Linked DNA regions of Homo sapiens: region 2 is linked to region 1. A link is a contact called in ENCODE Hi-C or POLR2A ChIA-PET data. All regions are on one chromosome and are shown on one strand. Each heading gives the region's core, a stretch centred on a gene start or an enhancer-like site at or near the end of the contact. The rest is flanking DNA. Distances are from core to core; before and after follow the strand shown.

Region 1 (4,453 bases), core at 815-3,314:
TAACATCTTCTAAAATTGGTTCTTGCCATTAATCAGAAGACTGATAAAGAATTACCTTGAAGTCCTTGAAAAGCAGTGTATATATTATTCTTATAAATCCTGAAAATACAGGTTTAGAAAAGAAGTGACATTTACTTATCACCAGGGATTTCAGTGGCCCAAACTGTCCATATGCTGGTATATTGAATACTGGAGTACTCTGCAAACTTTTGGAGTTTGCTTAAAGCACAAAAATCAACTAATCAAAGTAGTAATAAAATAACAGTTGTCAACTCAAGCTTAAGTTTTCTCTTCATTTTATCAAGTTCACATTCAAGTTTAAAAAGCTTATGAACTTCTTGAAAGTTGAAGTTAGATTGACTACCTAAAAACGAGCAAGTACAACTCTAAAATGATACCTGTATTGTGGCAACAGATACAAATACCATTCTTTACTTTCATTTTGAGATACACTAGAATCTCTCTTGAAGCTAGTGCTTCAGAAGCACTTTTGTAAAAACGCTTAACCTTCTCTTCCATATGCCTTTCTCTACCTCACCAGCTGGAATCTGTCACAAAAACAGATAATCACATATGATACAGAAATAGTTGATCCTACTGCAGAATTAGGTTAACACTTCTAAATTGAGGCATAGAAAAGAAGGGGGTGGGGGAACAAGCCCTACTTAAACAAATCATTTACCTCGGTCTGGCTTCATTTTCACATCCAATTTTCGCCCAGAGTGCTGTGAAATGCACCTGTGGGTTCTTTCAACAGGCTCGCCGCTGATTCTACGGCTTCTGCTTCGCTTTCAAAATGCTGAAAGAGACAAAAATAAAATTAATCTGGCCCTATTCTAATACCCGGACCTTGCAAGTAAACTACTGTTAAGTTAGGCCTCTTCCTGGCACCAACTGCGGTGACAGCACCCTCGGCTGGTCTGAAAAAAGCAAAACTCTCTGCACCGCCTCCCCCATCTCCTCCGGATCGAGCACCCCCTTCCCTGCCTCTGTGCTCTCCAGGCCAATGTGTCCTTCTGACACAGTCTCTGAACCAAAACAGGATCTATTTATAACCTGGAGGTACAGGCAAGAAGAAGAAAAAGATTTGAGCAACACAAACTAACCCCTTCGTACAAAAACGCCTCTGGAAACAGAGGCACCTCCGCAGGGCTGGTATGGAAATTCTTCCACCTGGTGCCTGGGCGCAGCCAACTCTTCCAGTCCCCTGCGCCTCCCGAGCCCTCCGCCCGCCCCGCCGGGCCTCACCTGTGTAATTACCCTCTGGCTAGCCTTCCTGCGGCAACCGCGGCCAAGTTTACACAGAAACCCGAGTCACCTCCTCCCGCCCAGCCCCCAGCCCCAAACGAACTCTTCCGGGCTGTCCCGGGGCGACCCTACCAACTCCCAACCAGTCCTCCGCGGCCGGCTCCGGGGGAGGTGTTTACAGCCTGTGCTCGCCCCCTGCTCTGCACAACCCCTTCCGTCCCGCCGCGGCCCCGGATTTCCTTCAGCCCCGCCGCACCGAGCGCCGCGTCTGCCCCTCTCCCCGCTGGAGAGTTGTTTTCATGGCGCTCTCGAGCTGGCCGGCTCCTCCGCTCCCTCGGCCGACCTCTGCTGACTAACTCGCTCTCCTCTCCCGTCCCAATCCCGCCTCCTCTTGGCACTTCTCTCCACCGCTCGCCCAGCAGCTCACATCACACTCCCACCTCAGACCCCAGGCTCCGAGAGGCGCAGGGCCAGCGGGAGCGGAGTATGGAGCGCAGCGGCCCCCGCGGCTGCCTCAGGTGACCGTGGGGACCCGAGACGACCAGCCCGAAGCGGCTCCCCGGCGCCCCTGTGGCCATCCACCCGCGCCTCAGCCACCGCCTCGCTCCGCTCCCTGCGCTCAGCCCCTCCGCCCTGCCTGACTGGCACCCGAGCCCCGCGACCCCCGGGCTTCCCCCGCCCGTAGCCCCGGCCGGCCCTCTTGCCCAGCGCCTCTGCCAGCTCCTTGCCCGCCCGCTGTCTCTAGCTCTGGCGCCCCGGCTCCCCGTCCCCCTCGCTCGGCCAGTTCTTTCTCTGCTGTTTGCCCTGTCAAAACACTGCCTAGGTCACGTGTCCCAACAACAGCCAACCCACCCCGGTCGTCACTTCCTCCCCGGCGGCCTCCGCGGCCCTGGCGCCCGGTTACTATGGCAATGCCGCCGCTCGCCCCGGGGCGCTAGTTTGGGGCCGGGTTTTCGGTGCAGGTGCCCGGCGGGTGCGAGGGCGCTGGAGATGGCGGCTGGGAGACACCAGCAGAGTCCCGGAAGCCCGAGACGTCCCAGGCACTTCGGTTGCGCTCCCAGCCGGCAGAGGCGCGCCTGGATTCTGAGACCAGGAATCGGAGCTGCGCTATTAGAGCGCAGGGTAACTGGGGAGATGTCATCCAAAGGCCTGCCCCAGACGTGGAGGATAATTATAGTCGTCGTCTCCTCCTCCTCCTCCTCCTCCTCCTCCTCCTCCTCCTCCCCCCTCCCCCTCCTTCCCCCCCTCCTCCTCCTCCTCCTCCTCCTCCCGGGATGCTGGCACAGAGTTGTGATCGAGCCCCAAGTGGATTGCAGCGCATAATGGAACCCGGGTTTAATGTGACCGGGACGGGGGGTGGGCAGCTATGCGGGTCAGGGAGTGGGAGAATTTAAGAACAGGAAGCCCACCCCCACCCTAGATTTTCCCAAATCACTAAGGATTTTAGTAGGATTCAGAACCCAAGCTTCCAAGACACTCGCTGTGCTAAAAATAATCTTCATAACTTCTAAAACACTGACTCATGGGCAGGAGGACACTTTGACAGCATGTTATTGTTGGGGAGCTGTAATTTTGTTGTTGTGCTATAGCAATGTGACATGATGGCATTTCATGTTGTGATGTTGTCGTCATTTAAACACAAACAGATGACAGGAATCTGCTGTACTTAAAAAAAAACCCAATCCTAACAAGCGCTGCAGCTATTAGCTACTCAGTCTATAGACAAAGTACATATGGGGCATGAGCCCAAATGGAGACAAGTAAAAATTTGCAAGGCTCTTTGGTTTCATTAGAAAAAGTTTTTTTTTTAGATATAATTTTGCATAAAAGGATCACAGGAAAGTATTAGGACAAGTCTAAGGGGATTTTTTTTATTTGTGCCCTTCTGTTTTAAAATTTTTTTTACAATGAGTCTATTATTTTCACATCAGAAGAGTTTTATAAACTGCAAGATTGGCAGTTCCATTTTTTTGGCCTCAGGTAAAGTTCTTATGAAAAAGGCATGAAATATTTAAAAAGTAACATTTTCTAGTGCTTAGATATGTACAGTAAAATAACATGTACAACTGAAATTGTTAACCTTAACTCCACGATTGTATCTAATCAGAGCGGAGAGAACATTCAGGAGGGTAACATTTCATTTTCTCTGAAATGTTCTGGCATCATGACGATGAAACTGACAAATGGAAACAGTTCTTTAATCTATAAAATGCTACAAATGTTAAATCCCAGTGGATTTGACTTTGATATTATTGAATACTGTATTATGTAGTTTTTAAAAAATGAACTGAAGTTTTACTTGTTCTACAAGCACTTGGTAATGGGAGACAGAACAGTTACAGATAAGCCAAAAACCTAAATTTAGCACAACAGCTGGGACCAAATAACAGCTATTGTAAAAGGCTTACTGGGTGAACAGGCAGCAAAATCTGGTTTAGCTTCTTTCTTCCTCTATCTAATGCAAAAGAGGTAAAAAGACCAGGAAATGTTGAGAGCAGAAGCCAAGACTATTAGTGTGTAGCACAAACTATTCTCTTTTAAATAATTTTTAACAGCACTTGGGTAAATGATGATGTCAACATTTGTTAGACTAACCTGAAGTTTTTTTAAATTTAGAATCTTAAACCTGTTCAAAAATTTGAAATCATTATGGCAGCAGAAAAAGTATTTAAAAGGTGTATTTCTGACTCATTATTCAAATTGTTTCATTCCATAATATGCATTTACTGAATACTACCTGCTAGGCTCATACAAGTCTCTGAGAATGTAAAGGTCACCAAAACCAGATAGGGTCACTACTTTCAAGGAGCTTATAGTACTATTACAGTTACATGGCCCTAATCAAGTCACATTCTAACACCTTTGTTTCACCTATAAAAGTGAGGTGTTTAGACTCTGACAATAGTTATCGCTTTCTTTTATCCTATGATTATGTAACACATGTTCAGAGCGTTTGGAAATAATGACTTGAAATGGCAATTCACTCTAAGGTGCTCTGTTCACACCTCAGAGCACATAAACAGAACAAATGTTTCTAGTTCCTAGTTGGTGAAGGGTAAGGGTAAGCAAGGGAATCAAGATAGCTGGCAGGAACCTTACCCTCTTTTCATCTGATTTGCTTTCCATTTTGCTTTCCCCTAGGGTTTCAAAGCCGTATATGAGTAATTAACTTCAAAAAAAAGTTAACTCATCTTCAGCAACTCAT
Region 2 (4,453 bases), core at 625-3,124, 570 kb before region 1:
CTTAGGCACGCAGCTGAAGGGAGTTCACCGGCCCAGAGGGTTGAAGACCAACACTAACATTATGAACAAGGCAGGAGTTCCTGCTAACACACCTCCCACTCCCTTTCCCTTCTCAGATAGAACCCAACTTGTCACTATAGAAAGTCTAAATGGGGGCCAGGTGAGGTGGCTCACGTCTGTAATCCCAGAACTTTGGGAGGCTGAGGTAGACAGATCACGAGATCAAGAGATCGAGATCTTGGCCAACATGGTGAAAGCCCATCTCTACTGAAAACACACACACACACACACACACACACACACACACACACACACACAGTTAGCCAGGCTTGGTGGGGCGCGCCTGTAGTCCCAGCTACTCCGGAGGCTGAGACAGGAGAATCCTTGAACCCGGGAGGCAGAGGTTGCAGTGAGCTGGGATCCACCACCGCACTCCAGCCTGGCCACAGAGCGAGACTCCGCCTCAAAGAAAAAAAGAAAAAGGTCTAAATGGAAACTGCCCCCAGGAGGCTACATTTCGGATCAAAAAACTTGCTGGTTTTAATAGTTTGGCTATAGGTATCCGATAACATGGGCCACTTCAGTCATTGAATCAACGCCAATAAGGTGGTGGGGAAAGAAATGGGGTCTAGCTCAGAGCCCCCAGAGGCATGCAGTGGGCTCATCACCAGGTGGCTTTCCTTGATCATCAGCTGCAGGGCAAGGGCCTGTCCCTCTAACCTTGACCACAGAGATGAAGGCTTGCAGCTGAAAGCCAGGGGCCTAGAACGTTCTCACCGAGGACTGGGTGCAGAGGACTAGAAATTAAGGAACCTTGGGTCAGCGCCACCACTGGGCGACCACCACACTCCACAACCTCTCTGGCCAGGCTGAGAGGCGTAGGGGGTTGTGATCAATGGGTCTGAGTCTCTCCAAAGGCGCATTTAATAGGCGAAGGAGAAAAACACCCCACCTGGCTGGGGCCCCGCCATTGCTGACTTCATTGGTTGGGGATTTCTATAGGAGCAAAACGTTCAGACCTAACGTGGGTGCCCCCCTAAAAGTCCCCGACGGCTAAGGCCAGGGCAAGGTCCAAGTGAGCAGACCTAAGCCTGCGCAGCTGCTTCGGAACGGTTCACGGCCGTCTAAGAAGGCCGATTTCTGCCGGCCTTTCTGCCAGGGGAGGAGAAACCCCAGACTTCACAGCGAACGTTCCAGGCCCGCTGAAACGAGCCTTTCTGCTTTCACGAAACCTCGTTCCAGGGGCCTGGCGCGGTGGGTTCCTCACCGTGCCAGCCTCGTGGGCGCTTCCCGGCTGCCCGTCCCGCCCCGTGTCCCGGTGTCCGCCGCGTGCTCACCCAGCCGCCCTGAGCCTGCAGCCAGGCGCGGTGCTGCCCCATGAGCCGCGAGCTCAGCAAGGCCACCAGGCGCTGGCAGTCCCGGGCGACGTCGCCCTCCTGCTCCTTTAGCCGCGGCTGGAAGCCCCACTTCTTCCACCGGGCGGTCACCAGCGGCCCTCTCTCCAGCAGCGTCCCTGCGAAGGTCACGAGCGTCACCACTCTGCCCCAGGTGGGGCCGGGGCTGTCGGAGAGCACGGAATCCGCCATCAGCGCCACCAGCTCGAAGCGGTTCCCGGGGTAGCCGAGGTAGGCGGAGAAAAAGGACCGGTGAATCTGCCGTAACCTGGCGGCCGCGGAGCGCAGCACGGCGGCCTCGGGCGTGGATGGCGCCGGCTCGGGGGTGCCGGGTTCCCGGGCGCAGTACCCCAGGTAGTCGGCCAGCAACAGCTCGGTGCGCTCCCGCAGCGGGTCGGCCATGGTGGTGCGCTCCCGCAACTGGTCAACCATGGTCCGGCCTCTGCTGGGGGGCCGGGCCTTCGCTGGTTTTCTTGGCCCGGCCGCGCCTCCCCCAGGGTAGGGCTGCCGTGCCCCGCCCCGGCCCCCGGCCCCCGGCCCCCGGTATATTGTTTTTCAGGACTGAGAGAAGAGCCTTTGATGGGAATCCCACCTGCACCTGTTCCAGTCCCCAAGGCAAGGCCTGGTGGTGCGCACGTGTTCGCGTAGCAATCAGATGCACTGTGAGACTCGGGTTATTTAGCTCCAGTGGCGCGATCTTGGTTCACTGCAAGCTCCGCCTCCCAGGTTCACACCGTTCTCCTGCCTCAGCCTCCCGAGTAGCTGGGACTACAGGCGCCCGCCACCATACCTGGCTAATTTTTTTGGATTGTTTAGTGGAAACGGGGTTTCACCGTGTTAGCCGGGATGGTCTCGATCTCCTGACCTCGTGATCCGCCCGCCTCTGCCTCCCAAAGTGCTGGGATTATAGGCGTGAGCCACCGCGCCCGGCCATCTAATATTTATATTAAACTTTCTCAGTTCATATTACTCCGTGGCTTCTTTCTCCTGATTGGATCCAGACTGATGCAGAATGGATACTAGCAGTGGTATTTCTGGGGGTTCAGGGGTCTGGAGCATGTTGAAATAGCCCTCCCAGGGTGAAAGATGAGTTGCTGCATCTTGCATCACTACAAAAGAGGCACGGCACTTGGCAGCTGTCTTAGTCTGTCCAGGCGGCTATAGCAGAATGCCATAGACTGGGTGACTTATAAATAAAGGCATTTATTTCTCACAGTTTTGTTGGCTAAAAAGTCCAAGGTTGAGGCCCTGGCAGGTTCTGTGTCTTGTAAGGACCTGCTTCCTGGTTCATAGACAACAGGCTTCTTGCTGTGTCCTCACATTGCAGTAGGTGTGGAGTAGCTTTCCGGGGTCTCTTTTATAAGGACAATAATCTCATTCGTGAGGGCTCCACCTTTGTGATCTAATACCTCCCAAAGGCCCCATCTCTGAATACCATCACACTGGGGGTTAGGATTTCAACATATGAATTTTGGGGGACACAGCCTGGAACAGTAAGCCATTTTGGACTTTGAAGGCAACATATACTGTGTTTGTGCTATTTCAACCCAATTGACAGGCTGGTGGATTGAGGAGCAGAATAAGAGAAGACTCTGCAGAAGGTTCAGGCTGCAGTAAAGCTGCCCTACCACTTGGGTCTTGTGATCCAACAGATCCAGTGGGACTTTGTCCAACAGGGATGCTGTATGGAGCCTCTGGCAAGCACTGACAGGAGAGAGTACAGACCTCTAGAATTCTAAAGTAAATCTAGAACCTCTTCTGAAGATAACTACTCTCCTTCTGAGAAGCAGGTTCTGCCTTGCTACTAGGCCTTGATAGAGGCAGAATGCCTGACCATGAAGCTTGAGCTCCCATCATGAACTGGATGTCATCTGACCTACGTAGCCATAAAATTGGATGTATACAGCAGCCACCTATCATCAAATGGAAATGGTGTATTAGAAACAGCCCAGGCAGGTTCAGAAGGTATAAGTAAATTGTATGAGCAGGCGGCTCAGACTCTTCCAACATCAACTCCTGTTGCTTTGCCTCCTCTCCCTCATTCTACAACTATGGCTTCTTGGGATGCTGCCTATGTCCAGTTGACTGAGGGAGAAAAACCTCCAGCCTGGATTATAGATGGGTCTGTATGATGTGCTGGTACCACATGAAAGAGAACAGCTGCAGTATTCACTCACACTCACTCAGGGGTGACTGTGAAGGGCAGTGGTGAAGGAGAATCCTTCCAGTGAGCAGAAACTCAAGGCTGTCCACTATGTCTGGAGTGAGAGATGGCCAGAATACAGACCTAAATTGATTCATGGACAGTCGCTGATGGTTTAGCTGGATGGTCAGGGCCTTAAAAAGAACAGGACTGGAAGATTGGTGACAAGAAAATCTTGGAAAGAGATATGTGGCTGAATCCCTCCGAATGGGCAGACTGAAGATATCTGCATCTCACCTGAATGCCCACCAAAGGGCATCCACTGCAGAGAAGACCCTGAATCAGATGGACAGAATTACATGCTCTGTGGCTGTCAGCCAGCCTCTCTATGCAGCTGCTGTGGTGTCTGCTCAACGGGCCGATGAACAAAGAGCTCTTGGCAGCAGGGACAGAGGATATGTATGGGTCCAACAACATGGAATTCTCCCTCCAAAGGCTGAGCTGGCTGGTGCTTCTGCTGAGTGCCTAATCTGCCAAAGCAAATGATTTCTTACAGTGAACTAAATAAGTGTTGTTAGAATATAAATTTCTGTACATCAAATTCCCATTTGAACTGGTTTTGACGTCTTACTGGTTTCCTTATTAATCAGTGAGTTAAAAGCTTGGATACATGTTCATGTTTTATTTGCAAGACAGTCATGATTTTACCTTTTTGTACATTAAACTTTAGCAGCAAGAACATTGTTTTCTCTTAGATTTGCAGTAGCTTTGGGGTAAATGATAAATCCTCTGGAACTGCCATTGGTAACTCAACAATGATGAAAAGAACTAAACAACAAATGAATAAATTAACCTCAACATAGAATTTCCAGTCCACACAATATGAGGCAGTTTGTAATAAGACTCGGTGAAAATC

What was found. Hi-C counts contacts between places; a loop is a spot of excess contacts on that map. ChIA-PET counts read pairs that join two places held with the same protein, here RNA polymerase II (POLR2A). Pooled maps may share reads with other maps.
Region 2: a loop to region 1 is called in a pooled map, with 2.8 times the contacts of the local background. The contact joins the promoter of BCL2L10 here to the promoter of ATOSA in region 1. A Hi-C loop is called at or near these places in 9 of 37 single-sample maps with no recorded cell type and 5 of 50 pooled maps. POLR2A ChIA-PET finds 5 or more read pairs at or near these places in 1 of 52 experiments (CD4-positive, alpha-beta T cell).

The regions. Positions count from the first base shown.
Region 1 is chr15:52,677,324-52,681,776 of GRCh38, forward strand. ATOSA (atos homolog A) reads right to left here and starts at 2,065. Exons shown (of 13, transcript NM_001385016.1): 1 at 1,505-2,065; 2 at 683-799. The coding sequence starts at 698. It overlaps LOC105370821 (a long non-coding RNA gene), which reads left to right and starts at 2,282. Exons shown (of 4, transcript XR_932255.4): 1 at 2,282-2,370. RefSeq lists enhancers at 761-830, 961-1,100 and a silencer at 1,681-2,000.
Region 2 is chr15:52,110,901-52,115,353 of GRCh38, forward strand. It overlaps BCL2L10 (BCL2 like 10), which reads right to left and starts at 1,875. Exons shown (of 2, transcript NM_020396.4): 1 at 1,338-1,875. The coding sequence starts at 1,826. GNB5 (G protein subunit beta 5) reads right to left here. Exons shown (of 13, transcript NM_016194.4): 13 at 4,200-4,453. RefSeq lists a silencer at 1,722-1,881.